2 separate regions of the Homo sapiens genome follow, and region 2 is linked to region 1. The links are chromatin loops, found by intact Hi-C in ENCODE. Cell type or tissue: sigmoid colon. All regions are shown on one strand.

Region 1 (8,000 bases):
CAGGATCAAATTCACACATAACAATATTAACCTTAAATGTATATGGGCTAAATGCTCCAATTAAAAGACACAGACTGGCAAATTGGCTCAAGAGTCAAGACCCATCGGTGTGCTGTATTCAGGAGACCCATCTCATGTGCAAAGACACACATAGGCTCAAAATAAAGGGATGGAGGAAGATCTACCAAGCAAATGGAAAACAAAAAAAGGCAGGGGTTGCAATCCTAGTCTCTCATAAAAGAGACTTTAAACCAACAAAGATCAAAAGAGACAAAGAAGGCCATTACTTAATGGTAAAGGGATCAATTCAACAAGAAGAGCTAACTATCCTAAATATATATGCACCCAATACAGGAGTACGCAGATTCATAAAGCAAGTCCTTAGAAACTACAAAGAGACTTAGACTCCCACACAATAGTAATGGGAGACTTTAACACCCCACTGTCAACATTAGACAGATCAATGAGACAGAAAGTTAACAAGAATATCCAGGAATTGAACTAGCTGTGCACCAAACGGACCTAATAGACATCTACAGAACTCTCCACCCCAAATCAACAGAATATACATTCTTCTCAGCACCACATCGCACTTATTCCAAAATTGATCACATAGTTGGAAGTAAAGCATTCCTCAGCAAATGTAAAAGAACAGAAATTATAACGAACTGTCTCTCAGACCACAGTGCAATCAAACTAGAGCTCAGGGTTAAGAAACTAACTCAAAACCACTCAACTACTGGAAACTGAACAACCTGCTCCTGAATGACTACTGGATACATAATGAAATGAAGGCAGACATGAAGATGTTCTTTGAAACCAATGAGAACAAGATACAACATACCAGAATCTCTGGGACACATTTAAAGCAGTGTGTAGAGGGAAATTTATAACACTAAATGCCCACAAGAGAAAGCAGAAAAGATCTAAAATTGACACCCTAACATCACAATTAAAATAACTGTAGAAGCAAGAGCAAACACATTCAAAAGCTCGCAGAAGTCAAGAAATAACTAAGATCAGAGCAGAACTGAGGGAGATAGAGACACAAAAAACCCTTCAAAAAAATCAATGAATCCAGGAGCTGGTTTTTTGAAAGGATCAACAAAATTGATAGACTGCTAGCAAGACTAATAAAGAAGAAAAGAGAGAAGAATCAAATAGATGCAATAAAAAATGATAAAGGGGATATCACCACTGATCCCACAGAAATACAAACTACCATCAGAAAATACTATAAACACCCCTATGCAAATAAACTACAAAATCTAGAAGAAATGGATAAATTCCTGGACACATACACCCTCCCAAGACTAAACCAGGAAGAAGTTGAATCCCTGAATAGACCAATAACAGGCTCTGAAATTGAGGCAATAATTAATAGCCTACCAACCAAAAAAAGTCCAGGACCAGATGGATTCACAGCCGAATTCTACCAGAGGTACAAGGAGGAGCTGGTACCATTCCTTCTGAAACTATTCCAATCAATAGAAAAAGAGGGAATCCTCCCTAACTCATTTTATGAGACCAGCATCATCCTGATACCAAAGCCTGGCAGAGACACAACAAAAAAAGAGAATTTTAGACCAATATCCCTGATGAACATTGGCACAAAAATCCTCAGTAAAATACTGGCAAACCAAATCCAGCAGCACATCAAAAAGCTTATCCACCATGATCAAGTGGGCTTCATCCCTGGGATGCAAGGCTGGTTCAACATATGCAAATCAAAAAATGTAATTCATCATATAAACAGAACCAAAGACAAAAACCACATGATTATCTCAATAGATGCAGAAAAGGCCTTTGACAAAATTCAACAGCCCTTCATGCTAAAAACTCTCAATAAATTAGGCATTGATGGGACTTATCTCAAAATAATAAGAGCTATCTATGACAAACCCACAGCCAATATCATACTGAATGGGCAAAAACTGGAAGCATTCCCTTTGAAAACTGGCACAAGACAGGGATGCCCTCTTTCACCATTCCTATTCAACATAGTGTTGGAAGATCTGGCCAAGGCAATCAGGCAGGAGAAAGAAATAAAGGGTATTCAATTAGGAAAAGAGGAAGTCAAATTGTCCCTGTTTGCAGATGACATGATTGTATATTTAGAAAACCCCATCGTTTCAGCCCAAAATCTCCTTAAGCTGATAAGCAACTTCAGCAAAGTCTCAGGAGACAAAATCAGTGTGCAAAAATCACAAGCATTCTTATGCACCAATAACAGACAAACAGAGAGCCAAATCATGAGGGAACTCCCATTCACAATTGCTACAAAGAGAATAAAATCCAACTAGGAATTTGGGAATCCTAGGAATCCAACTTACAAGGGATGTGAAGGACCTCTTCAAGGAGAACTACAAACCACTGCTCAATGAAATAAAAGAGTATACAAACAAATGGAAGAACATTCCATGCTCATGGATAGGAAGAACCAATATCGTGAAAATGGCCATACTGCCCAAGGTAATTTATAGATTCAGTGCCATCCCCATCAAGCTACCAATGACTTTCTTCACAGAATTGGAAAAAACTACTTTAAAGTTCATATGGAACCAAAAAAGGTCCCGCATTGCCAAGACAATCTTAAGCCAAAAGAACAAAGCTGGAGGCATCATGCTACCTGACTTCAAACTATACTACAAGGCTATAGTAACCAAAACAGCATGGTACTGGTACCAAAACAGAGATGTAGATCAATGGAACAGAACAGAGCCCTCAGAAATAATACCACACATCTACAACCATCTGATCTTTGACAAACCTGACAAAAACAAGAAATGGGGAAAGGATTCCCTATTTAATAAATGGTGCTGGGAAAACTGGCTAGCCATACGTGGAAAGCTGAAACTGGATCCCTTCCTTACACCTTATACAAAAATTAATTCAAGATGGATTAAAGACTTAAATGTTAGACCTAAAACCATAAAAACCCTAGAAGAAAACCTAGGCAATACCATTCAGGACATAGGCATGGGCAAGGACTTCATGTCTAAAACACTTAAAGCAATGGCAACAAAAGCCAAAATTGACAAATGGGATCTAATTAAACTAAAGAGCTTCTGCACAGCAAAAGAAACTATGATCAAAGTGAACAGGCAACCTACAGAATGGGAGAAAATTTTTGCAATCTACTCATCTGATGAAGGGCTAATATCCAGAATCTATAAATAACTCAAACAAATTTACAAGAAAAAAACAAACAACCCCATCAAGAAGTGGGCGAAGGATATGAACAGATGCTTCTCAAAAGAAGACATTTATGCAGCCAACAGACACATGAAAAAATGCTAACCATCACTGGTCATCAGAGAAATGCAAATCAAAACCACAATGAGATACCATCTCACACCAGTTAGAATGGTGATCATTAAAAAGTCAGGAAACAACAGATGCTGGAGAGGATGTGGAGAAATAGGAACAATTTTACACTGTTGGTGGTAATGTAAACTAGTTCAACCATTGTGGAGGACAGTGTGGCGATTCCTCAAGGATCTAGAACTAGAAATACCATTTGACCCAGCCACCCCATTACTGGGTATATACCCAAAGGATTATAAATCATGCTGCTATAAAGACACATGCACACGTATGTTTATTGCGGCACTATTCACAATAGCAAAGACTTGGAACCAACCCAAATGTCCATCAATGATAGACTGGATTAAGAAAATGTGGCACATATACACCATGGAATACTATGCAGCCATAAAAAAGGATGAGTTCATGTCCCTTTTAGGGACACAGATGAAGCTGGAAACCATCATTCTCAGCAAACTATTGCAAGGACAAAAAACCAAACACTGCATGTTCTCACTCATAGGTGGGAATTGAACAATGAGAACACTTGGACACAGGAAGGGGAACATCACACACCGGGGCCTGTTGTGGGGTGGGGGGAGGGGGGAGGGATAGCATTAGGAGATATAGCTAATGTAAATGATGAGTTAATGGGTGCAGCACATCAGCATGGCACATGTATACATATGTAACGAACCTGCACATTGTGCACATGTACCCTAAAACTGAAAGTATAATAATAAAAAAAAATAAGGTGTACATAATAATTTAATGTAAAAAAATGAAAATGAAGAGCATGGCAAGGAAGTCTACAAATCAGAGACTGGTAATTTTTCCTCTTTTTTGTCTCTGGTGATACCAGGTGCTGTCACAGGCTCTGGTTCTCCTTTCTGCCACCTCAGTTCCAGAGTCACCAAGAATTCAGAGTAGGGAATAGTTTGGGCCAGAGGCTCTCCTTTCTGCCACCTCAGTTCCAGAGTCACCAAGAATATGGAGTAGCAAATAGTTCGGGCCAGGGGCAGAGCCGGGCCCACCAGTGTCATTGAGATGGCCAGTAGTCCTGAGAATGTGACTGTGGGTGCCCTGGCTAGCGGCTGGACTTCCCCTGTGAGGAGAACTCCTTCCTCTTCTAACCATGAAAAGTTCCTACTATAAGTTCCCTGTGGCTTAGGAGGGAACTGGTGCTGTGTGTGTGCTTCCAAGAAGAGGGTAGGAACAGGGGGGGCCTGAGCCTCTGGAAGCTGTCCTGTGACCTGGCACCACAGCAGGCTGTGTGCTGCCTCCTCGTGTGCGCATCACAAGAAGCTCCGAAGTACAATTTTATTCTTTTCTCTCATGTCAAAGTTCACGCTGAAGGAATGTCTCCCATTGTCTGCTGGACAGCTCTAGACGTATGGCCCTGATTCCAATCTGGAGGTGGCGGCTATTCCAGTAATAGCCTCGTCTGGATCATTCTGGCCTCCTTGAAAACTGACTCAAAAGGCTACAAACCCACCTCTAAGAGTGGTTTTAAAAGTTTTGAAGATACTGGAAAAACCTTGGAAAGTATTTGGAATAAGGTATAATTGTAACCACGCCACGGAAAAAACAGATTGTTTTGGGTCATGCCTATCCCCTCATCTGAAAAAAAATCTCAGCAGGTTGCCAGACACTCCTTAGCAGCCAAAGAAATTGTGGTTTTGAGCTGTTGCTATTTCTAGAAACTTCATAAAGTTAATTCTGAAGGAACAGGGTGGAGACCGAGAATGGAAGTGTGCTCTTTTAAGGCATTTTTAGCAACCAGACAGTATTTGCCTCAGGCTCAGGAAGCCCAGCAGGGCCTGAGAATCTTGTTCCACTCTCTCTCTGCAAGGCTGGCCGGTGCACGGTGGCCACCAACATCAGGCAGCTCGTGGGGGATGCACAGCATGCGATCGATTGTGGGGCGTGATCGATTGCGGGACGTGATTGCGGGGCCTGATCCATTGCGGGGCGTGATTGATCGTGGGGTATGATCCATAGCCGCTTTCCATCCTAGCCGCTTCTCCTTTCTGCCCTTGCATTCAAGTACACGCACAGTTCTTGAGCTCCTAGTACACTCACGGCCACTGTTGAGTACTGGCCTCCCCTTTCTAGCTGGTTTTCCTTGCAGTTCCGTTTTCATATTCACAAACTTCTGAACTTAAATGGTCACTCAGTGGCCCTCACTAGTGATCATTTAGCAGTTCATTTTGTCACTTGGCTCTTTTTGTTTTTACCTTAGAAAACATTCTTTTCATTTATTTGTTTAAAAACTTAACGAGCTTGTTGGTTTCTGGGTTAACAGGAAACCCAAAACACTGCAGCTGCATGGATTGAACTGGACGTGATGTGAAATGAAATAAGCCAGACACGGGAAGACAGATTCCTCATGTTCTCACTCATGTGGGTGCTAAACATTTTCAAAGTAAACTCATGGAGATAGCGAGTAGAACGCTGGGTCCCAGAGGCTGGGAGGCATAGCAGGGAGGCGGGGAGTAACTGGGATGGCTACTGGGCACAAAAATACAGTTAGAATGATACGATCTAGTATTTGGTAGAACAATAGGGTGACTACGGTTAATAATTTATTGTTTATTTAAAAATAACTAAAAGATTGGAATTGGAATGTTCCTAACACGGAGAAGTAACAAATAACTTGGGGTGATTGATAACCCAGTTACCCTGATTTGATCATTATACATCGTATGCCTGTATCAAGACTTCACAGGTACCCCATAAATATATATATAATGATTATATACCCATAATAATTTTTTACAAAACACCCTAAAACATTATGGAGCCCTCTTGCCATTCTGTACTCCAAGGAGTAGGACAGCAGTTACACCAGTAATCCAAAGTGGATTTATTTGTTGTTGTTTGTTAGTGTTTTGTTTTAGAGCCAAGGTCTCCCTCTGTCACCCAGGCTGGAGTGCTGTGGTGTGATCATAGCTCAGTGTATCTTCAAAAGTCCTGGGCTCAAGAGATCCTCCCGCCGCAGCCTCCCGAGTACAGGTGTGTGCCCCCGCACCTGGGTACTTTTTATTTTAGTTTGTTTTTCGTGGAGACTGGATCTCTCTAATGTTGCCCAGGCTGGTTTTGAAATCCTGGTCTCAAGCGACCCTCTCACGTCAGCTTCCCACATGCTGGGATTCCAGGCGTGAACCACTGCGCCCAGCTAGATTTATATTTGATGTGGATGTGATTCTATAACATTTTCCCACAGCATGACTATCCCCCAGTGGAACTGTATAAAGATTAATACATATGACCTCAGGTAAAGGGTTGGCCTAGAAGAATTTTGGGGATATAGAAGATTCACCCTGAGAATATCTTGGATGCCTGGGTCCTGCTCATCAACCTGTCACTTAACTAGTATGTGACCTCTCACCTCATGGACGTCTCTGTACCCTTCCTGGCCTTTCTCGAAAGACTTCAGCCCTTCCGACCCTGTGGATCGGTGTGTAGTTACATAAGGATATGATGCCAGGTGATGATATGTTCTCTCTTCCTCACAGAGTGAAGGCTGCACAGACTGAGTTAGGACAGCAAATCCTGGCAGATTTTGAAGAAGCGTTTCCTTCCCAGGGCACCAAGGTACTGCTTTGCGTTTCCCCAGTCTTTAGAGATGATCACCATCCTTGCCGAGCTCACGCTCACCCCAGTCACCATGTGGTTATCATTCCAGTCATGCTCGCTGGCAGCTGCAAATCCTTCTGCTGCAGGTTCAGGGTAATGAGACCACCCTGGATTTTAAATGTCCCTAGGTGGTGGCAGTTCCTCCTCTGTTTCCTTCCAGCCTCAGAAAGAGAGGATTTGTTTGGGCTTAATTTGATGTAGGTCTCAAACCGTCTATCTTGTATGCCCTGTCAATTCCTTTTTTCTCATGGCTGTATTTAAAAGAAATCTTCATGCCGCGGTGTTTTTAGGATTGTTACATAACTTACTGGTTTTGGTTTGGTGAAAAGACAACTGGGTGGAGCATCCACCATCTTATGTAACTCTCAGAGTGATATAGTGAGGAGCCTCACTGTTACTGACCATAAGCCTGCTCTTCGGAATTCATGCCCTTGAGCTCTCTCTGGTAGCAGAGCTGTTTGTGTTGTGTCTGCAAAGCCCACAGCATTTCACTTGGGAGCTGTTGGTTGCACTTCTCATGTAACAAGCTGCCATCCTGCTTGGGGAACTGCTTTTAGCTCCACCCTTCCAACTGTAGCAGATGCCATCTTAGCGCCTAGCATGTGTCGGACAGGAAAGAACCCATACGAGACTTTTTCTCTATTGTTTGAGCTATTTCAAGAGAAAGAATTGTTCAAGGCAGAAATATACTGAAGCACTTAGGGGCAAGGAGCCTCACCCTACTCGGTGGGTAGAGATGGGGACATACATTCATTTACTGATCCAAGGAACATTTCCTGCATCTGCTCTGTAATTCAATAACTGGAAATATCTTAATTATTTTTTCTTTGTGTTCCATAAAAGAAATGTAGGAAGTAAGTGGGAGTAGCGGCCCCAGCTTTTGCCCATCACTTTCTATAGGAAGCCCGCTCCTGATTTTAATGTCTTCACATTTTGTGGCTGTCTGCTAGTAATCAGATGCTTATTTGTAAAGCACTTTCCTTGGAGAACCTCATATTCCTTAGTCATCTGATATAACTGCAGGGAGGGAGTAGATATTGGAAAGCCATTAGTCC
Region 2 (8,000 bases), 120 kb after region 1:
TCTCAAAAAGTTTTCAGGATAGAGGAAATTTCCTTAAAATCCATAAAACTTGTAACAGCCGTACAGTAGGAATAAGGTTTGGAAATCTGCCTGGAAACCTGATTTCCTCATCCCCACCTTGTTTCCCAACATAACCACTGCTCTGTGCCCCTGCCCTCTCTGCCAGGCTTTCTCCCCGATGCCGTCCAGCTCTGATCCTGAGTGTCATTTCTTCATCGGCTTCCAGGCTGTCCTTGCTAGCTGGTTTGACTCTCACGCATCAAGCGTCTCAAATTTGAGAATGCGGAGGAGAAAAGAAGTGTTGCGAGAAGGAGATGCGGCCTTCAGTTGAGGTCTATTAGGAAAAGATTCCAAATAAGACAAGGGCGGGGGGCGGCAGTCGGGAGAGCCCCCAGGAAGCCCTGTAGATGCCCCCACCCCAGCCCATGGAGTTGCTATGGTTAAGCAGCCTGAGCCGTACAGTTGAAAAGGGGCGGTGGGGCCCATCTCCAAATAGCACAGCCAGTTCAGCCGTCTGTCCTCAACCCAGGAGAGCTGGGAAAGCCAGTGGACTCCTGCACCTGGTTCTTGTCACTCCTGGCGTTTGTGTACAGATCACCACTTCTCTTTTTGGTTCATTGTTGAGGAGTCGTTTTCCGGACGGCTCCATCACAGCATTGAGCTATCAAGCTGCTGTTTTCCACAGTTGGTGGTCACAGCCAGGGAAGTTGCTGTCTTGATTTGTTACATTGTCAGTAATCCCCAAGGAACCAATGGATGTCAGTAGGAGTTTCTGTTAAATGTCTCCTTGATGGGGACTCAGTACTGTGTAGAGACGCTGTGTTTCTCTTCTGGGGGTGTGCATCAGAACCACTGGGGCCTTTTAAAATCTACAGATGCCGGCCGGGCGCCGTGGCTCACGCCTGGAATCCCAGCACTTGGGGAGGCTGAGGCGGGCGGATCACAAGCGCAGGAAATTGAGACCATCCTTGCCAATATGGTGAAACCCCATCTCTACAAAAAATACAAAAATTACCGGGGTGTGGTGGCGTGCACACCTCCCAGCTACTTGGGAGGCTGAGGCAGGAGAATCGCTTGAACCCGGGAGGCAAAGATTGCAGTGAGCCGAGATCACGCCACTGCACTCCAGCCTGGCGACAGAGTGAGACTCTATCTCAAAACAAACAAAAAAACAGATGCCCGGAGATTTTGAGTCAGTAAGTTTGGATGGGGCCTGGCATACAGGTTTAAAAGTTCCATAGGTAGTTATAACGTTTACACCTTGTTAAGAACCACTGCAACAGAGAGATTTGCTTTATGGAAGGGCTCCTGCCACGCATTTTCATACATGTCTATTTTTCTGACTCTAAGCTAAAAGTGCGCCGACACTACACTTGAGCTGGTGCCAACGTGGTGAAGATTCTCTACTGATAACAGCTTTCATTTTAAACTTGTGTTGGGTCAGGCGCGGTGGCTCACGCCTGTAATCCCAGCACTTTGGGAGGCCGAGGTGGGCGGATCACATGAGGTCACGAGTTTGAGACCAGCCTGGCCAACATGGCAAAATCCCATCTCTACTAAAAATACAAAAAAAAAAAAAAAAAAAGCAGGCAGGTGGCGGGTGCCTGTAATCCCAGCTACTTGGGAGGCTGAGGCAGGGGAATCAGTTGAATCCGGGAGGCGGAGGTTGCAGTGAGCCGAGGTCCCGCCACTGCACTCCAGCCTGGGAGACAGAGTGAGACTCAGTTAAAAAAAAAAGACTTTTGGTGGTGGTGGGGACCATGCCCAGGATTGGGCTCTCTCCATACTGATGAGGATTCTTCTTGTTTTGATGACCAACCCCCAAGCAGAAGCTTTATTTATTAACATCACTTCAAAAATAACGTATCAAAGGGGCACCCTAGGCCGGGTACTGTGGCATCACACCTGTAATGCCAGTGCTTTGAGAGGCTGAGGTGGGAAGATTGCTTGAGCCCAGGACTTCAAGACAAGCCTGGGCAACAGAGTGAGACCCCATCTCTATTAAAAAATAGGCCGGGCATGGTGGCTCACACTGGTAATCCCAGCACTTTGGGAGGCCGAGGCAGGTGGATCATGTGAGGTCAGGAGTTCGAGACCAGCCTGGCCGACATGGTGAAACCCTGTCTTTACTAAAAATACAAAATTAGCCAGGCGTGGTGGTGGGCGCCTGTAATCCCAGCTACTCAGGAGGCTGAAGCAGGAGGATCGCTTGAACCCAGGAGGCAGAGGCTGCAGTGAGCCGAGATCATGCCATTGCACTCCTGCCTGGGTGACGGAGCAAGACTCTCTAAAAAATAATAAGGTAAAAGGAGTACCTGTGGATGAAAGCAGCAGCTAACAGCTCTGTGATTCAGCTAGACCTAGATATTGTGCCCATTCCTTCCCCTCAGTCCATTTTCTGTAGCCCCTTTAAAAACCAAAAAACAACTTTGAAGTCACTTTGGGTTTAAAATAAATAGTGGTAATTTGTATAATCAATAAAGAGTTCACTCTGCTCTTACTGAGGGGACTTGTCTGAAAGCTGGCTTAGCGGTGTCCAGGCCAGAGAACATCCTGTGTGGACTCTTAACAATGAAACAGGAGCCGCAATGGACAAGGTGTTCTGATCTCCAAACCCAGCTCAGGGATTGAAGCTAACTACCGCCACTCCTTCCTCTCTCGAAGAACAAAGAGCCAGTACCCAGGGCTCTGCCCACCCCCGAGAAGGGGTGCCTGATTTCTTATGTCTAGGGTGGCTCCTCTGTGCAGATCAGACAGGACTGAGAGCAGACAAGCTGAGACCAGCATGACCAGTACAGGGCACGCAGAGCGTGGGGGCAGGTCCGAGGCTGCTGCTCGATGCAGGGTATGACACCAACCCTTCCTGAATTGCCATCGGATGAGGAGACCTGGTTCCCTGTTGAAAGAATGCCAGGGGAAATGCTGCATGTGCACAGCTGGAAATGGGGTTCCTTCTCTAGGAAGAGCACTCGGAATAACCTGCTGGAAATGGGGTTCCTTCCCTAGGAAGAGCACTCAGAATAACCTGCTGGAAATGGGATTCCTTGGCTAGGAAGAGCACTCAGAATAACCTGCTGGAAATGGGATTCCTTGGCTAGGAAGAGCACTCAGAATAACCTGCTGGAAATGGGATTCCTTACCTAGGAAGAGCACTCGGAATAACCTGCTGGAAATGGGATTCCTTACCTAGGAAGAGCACTCGGAATAACCTGCTGGAAATGGGGTTCCTTCCCTAGGAAGAGCACTCGGAATAACCTGCTGGAAATGGGGTTCCTTCCCTAGGAAGAGCACTCGGAATAACCTGCTGGAAATGGGGTTCCTTCGCTAGGAAGAGCACTCGGAATAACCTGCTGGAAATGGGATTCCTTCGCTAGGAAGAGCACTCGGAATAACCTGCTGGAAATGGGATTCCTTCGCTAGGAAGAGCACTCGGAATAACCTGCTGGAAATGAGATTCCTTCCCTAGGAAGAGCACTCGGAATAACCTGCTGGAAATGGGATTCCTTCGCTAGGAAGAGCACTCGGAATAACCTGCTGGAAATGAGATTCCTTCGCTAGGAAGAGCACTCGGAATAACCTGCTGGAAATGGGATTCCTTCGCTAGGAAGAGCACTCGGAATAACCTGCTGGAAATGAGATTCCTTCGCTAGGAAGAGCACTCGGAATAACCTGCTGGAAATGGGATTCCTTCGCTAGGAAGAGCACTCGGAATAACCTGCTGGAAATGGGATTCCTTCGCTAGGAAGAGCACTCGGAATAACCTGCTGGAAATGGGATTCCTTCCCTAGGAAGAGCACTCGGAATAACCTGCTGGAAATGAGATTCCTTCCCTAGGAAGAGCACTCGGAATAACCTGCTGGAAATGGGATTCCTTCGCTAGGAAGAGCACTCGGAATAACCTGCTGGAAATGGGATTCCTTCGCTAGGAAGAGCACTCAGAACAACCTGCCTGCTTGAGGGTGACAGCAAGTGTCTCACACTTCTCGTCTACTCCAAGTCAGATTCCTAAAAATAAAATAGAGCTCCAATGGGCAATTTAAGCAAAAGCCTTAGAAACATGGACACCTGAAATGCTGGCCTACATGAAGGGTACGATGACATTTTATATATTAAATAAAAATTCCCAGTCCTGTTTTAGTATTCATCAGAATAGCCTCTTGGACCCTCGAAGTTCTACACCTTTGGGAGATATAAATTTCCTTAAAATAAAGGGATTGCTTCTTTGTGTAAATAGCTTTCATTTTCTCCATCTGGAAGTGATTTCTGCCTGCATGTTGGAGCACAAAATACTGCAGTTAATTAAAGCATTACTGGATGTCATTTGCTAGAATGTATTTCCTTACTGCTGACAGAAAACAGAACAGACTCTAGGAAAGAAGTAGCAAGTCCGTGACCCTGGCCGCTCCTGGTGGCTGCCCTTCTCCCTTCCCTGACAGTCTAAGGAAGCAACGCGTGGGAGCAGAATGTGGCCGACTGAGCCCAGTCCTGACCTGCCCAGTTGCAGTGGAGCCTGTCTGTAATGTTGTGTAAAGTGTTTTGCTTCTGACTTGGAACCCTACTTGCCCTGTGAATTTCTATCCTGTGAACCTTCCCTTCTCTGTCCTTACCGTTCCCATCACAGCCTGCTCTTCCAGTGACGGCCAAGTGATTTCTCTCCTGCACGCATGAGTCCATCCTGTTTCCTTAGTAGCTGGATGGACGTTTTGCCATGAAAACTCTTTGGGAAGTCTTGTGTCCTTTAGTGATTTCTCTCCTGCACGCATGAGTCCATCCTGTTTCCTTAGTAGCTGGTTGGACGTTTTTGCCATGAAAACTCTTCGGGAAGTCCTGTGTCCTTTCAACAGGGGAAAACTGGCTGCGGCCCTTCCATTAGGCTCCAGGATCATTACCTCGTTTCCATTCTTTCTTTTCAACAGCTCCCCACTTTACTAGGGAAGCCAAGGGATCAACCTAATGAGAAAAGAACCTTCCCTGTAGCCCACCTGGAAGGGCATTGCCTGCCAGCTCCTTCCTTCTCACCTATGTGAACAGGAGGGAAGATGCCGGCGATCCATGGATCTGTGGGACATGAAGGACGTGTCCATCAGAAATGAAAGCAGCCTGGGATTGGAAGCATCCACAGAAGACTTGATCTGCAGGTCTTGATTTGGACCTGGCACTTTGACACCAGGCGAGTCACTGATCCCCTGAGCATCCATTTTCAATATTGGTGAGAGGGGATTATAATGAATATTGGCTGTGAAGGTCACACAAGACCGGGCTATATGCACTTGCTCTGCCATAAGGCAGTGTGAAGTGTGTTCGTGATCACTTGTGGGCGGGAGCCTGTGGCTGTCTTGCCTGGACTGGCTTTTTTAAACATGGATGAGTGGTGACAAATCCTGCGGCCGTGTGCAGGCTACATCCGCAGCGAGCTCCGCATATCTGGTCTTTGCCTTTTTAGGTCATGACTGTAATATCAAGCTTACACGAGAGTTTTAAAAGACTGAGCAGTATCCCCTTCCCCTGGCAGCTGCTGCTTCCGTAGCATTTAGGGATAAACCTGCAGACACTGAGAAGAGAGCTTCCTCCCTCCTGGGGCTGGTGGCGAGGCTGCCTGTTGTGGAAAATAGGGCATGTCTCCTGTGAATGCGAATTGCGAGGGTTGCCAAAGCCTCCCTTCCAAGAAACTTGCTTAGGTGTCTGGTGTCCACAGACCAGACTCTTCTCCCGACAGGGACAAAAATTCTTGCCTGCCTTTCTTTTTCTTTTTTTTCCTTTTACTTATTCTTGCCTTTTTTCTTCTTCTTCTTCTTTAGGTATGATGCCCCCCAAAAAACTAAGCAAGATTAACTTGGGACAGGCAGTTCTAACTGGGAAGCCTGAGCTCACAGGCTGTTTGGATTACTTTCCAATTGTGTTTCAAAGATGTTTAGACTTTTCCCAAGGCCAGCTGAATCCTTATAATCAGCCCAAAAGTTCCTTTCTGTTTCTGTCTGTCCCCTTTGAGGGTGTTGACTCAGAGAACCTGGGGCAATATGAGATGTTAAAATAAAAATAGCGTCCAACGTCCCGCCTCCTGGGAATGCTGCTCACTTCATCCGAGGGTTCTGGGAGCTTCTGCTCAGTCATCAAATGGAATTTGCACAATTGTCTTGCCTCCTGTTTTGGGTAATTTTTCAACAAGTGAGAAATTAAGAACAGCTTCTCAACAAACTTCCCTCTACTTCCAGGGCCAAGAAAAGTATTTGCAGTGTGGGCTGCAGCTTTCAGGGGTCTCAGGTGAAATGGTGGCAAGAAACCCCAGCTCCCTTCATGTGTTTGCCTTGCGCTGATGGAAAAGGAAGGCACTTCTCAGCTGCCAGAGACCACATTCCACAGGGTTCTTCACAAAATCAAGCACTGCAGTGGACCAACTGGAGCAGCCACTGGAGGGCTTTAGAAGGCAAATGGAATACATATCAAATGCTATATAAAGAAAACATCTGTTTACACAGAGTCCCCCACAGCCTCATACCTACACCCAATATCAAATGCTGTATAAAGAAACATCAGTTTACACACAGAGCCCCCCACAACCTCATACCCACACCGAATATCAAATGCTATACAAAGAAACATCAGTTTACACACAGAGTCCCCCACAGCCTCATACCCATGCCTGTCACATCTTTGCACAGCCCTAAAGGATCCAGAGCTTTGGATCAGCAGCTGGCTAGCTCGGAGGCCAGAGGAGGGTGCTGAGGGGAGTGGAGGTCAGTTGGGGTAGCCCTGGGCCCTGGCTGCACAGTCCAGCTGCTGTGTGGCCTGCATGTGGTATCTTAGGTCATGAGAGGGCCTGGGCAATTCAGTGCTATCTGTACATGTTGGTGGGGTGGGAAGGAAAAGGTAACTGTGTATTTACTGTGTCCTGGATACATTATCTCATCGGATGAAATTCCTGCTAAGTTAAGCTCCGTTTAGTGGACGGGACTTGGAGGCTCAAAGAGGGTAAGTGACAGGCCCAAGGATATGTGCCTAGTGAGGGGTGAGCCAGGATTCGATGTGTGACTAGTAAGGGGTCAGCCAGGATTCAATATGTGACTAGTAAGGGGTCAGCCAGGATTTCATATGGGACTAGTAAGGGGTCGGCCAGGATTTGATACGTGACTAGCAAGGGGACAAGCCAGGATTTGATATGTGACTAGTGAGGGGCGAGCCAGGATTCGATATGTGACTAGTAAGGGGTCAGCCAAGATTTGATATGTGACTAGTGAGGGGCGAGACAGGATTTGATATGTGACTAGTGAGGGGCGAGCCAGGATTTGATATGTGACTGGTGAGGGGCGAGCCAGGATTTGATATGTGACTGGTGAGGGGCGAGCCAGGATTTGATATGTGACTGGTGAGGGGCGAGCCAGGATTTGATATGTGACTGGTGAGGGGCGAGCCAGGATTTGATATGTGACTGGTGAGGGGCGAGCCAGGATTTGATATGTGACTGGTGAGGGGCGAGCCAGGATTTGATATGTGACTGGTGAGGGGCGAGCCAGGATTTGATATGTGACTGGTGAGGGGCGAGCCAGGATTTGATATGTGACTGGTGAGGGGCGAGCCAGGATTTGATATGTGACTGGTGAGGGGCGAGCCAGGATTTGATATGTGACTGGTGAGGGGCGAGCCAGGATTTGATATGTGACTGGTGAGGGGTGGAGCCAGTCAGGATTTGATATGTGGTTAGTGAGGGGTTAGCCAGTCAGGATTTGATATGTGGCTAGTGAGGGGCGAGCCAGGATTTGATATGTGACTAGTAAGGGGGTGAGCCAGGATTCAATACGTGACAAGTGAGGGGTGAGCCAGGATTCAATACGTGACCAGTGAGGGGCGAGCCAGGATTCGATACGTGACCAGTGAGGGGCGAGCCAGGATGCGATACGTGACCAGTGAGGGGCGAGCCAGGATTCCATACGTGACTAGTGAGGGGTGAGCCAGGATTCGATATGTGAGTAGTGAGGAGTGAGCCAGGATTTGATATGTGGCTA

The links. Hi-C counts contacts between places; a loop is a spot of excess contacts. Peaks named below come from ENCODE experiments on the same cell type or tissue, not always from the same donor. Only the 100,000 strongest peaks of a DNase experiment are listed, where the experiment ranks them.
Region 2: a loop joins it to region 1, with 3.0 times the contacts of the local background. A loop is called at or near these places in 2 of 110 quality-filtered maps.

What each region holds. Positions count from the first base shown.
Region 1 is chr17:630,453-638,452 of GRCh38, reverse strand. VPS53 (VPS53 subunit of GARP complex) reads left to right here. Exons shown (of 22, transcript NM_001128159.3): 8 at 6,825-6,903. Among named protein-coding and RNA genes, the nearest start is that of VPS53, 80 kb to the left of the region's middle. In sigmoid colon, no CTCF peak of the experiment used is centred here; a DNase peak (open chromatin) is centred at 4,532; H3K27ac peaks cover 237 bases.
Region 2 is chr17:509,542-517,541 of GRCh38, reverse strand. VPS53 (VPS53 subunit of GARP complex) reads left to right here. Exons shown (of 22, transcript NM_001128159.3): 22 at 1-8,000. Among named protein-coding and RNA genes, the nearest start is that of VPS53-AS1, 9.2 kb to the left of the region's middle. In sigmoid colon, no CTCF peak of the experiment used is centred here; DNase peaks (open chromatin) are centred at 571, 4,421, 6,069, 7,824 and 1 weaker place; H3K27ac peaks cover 1,207 bases.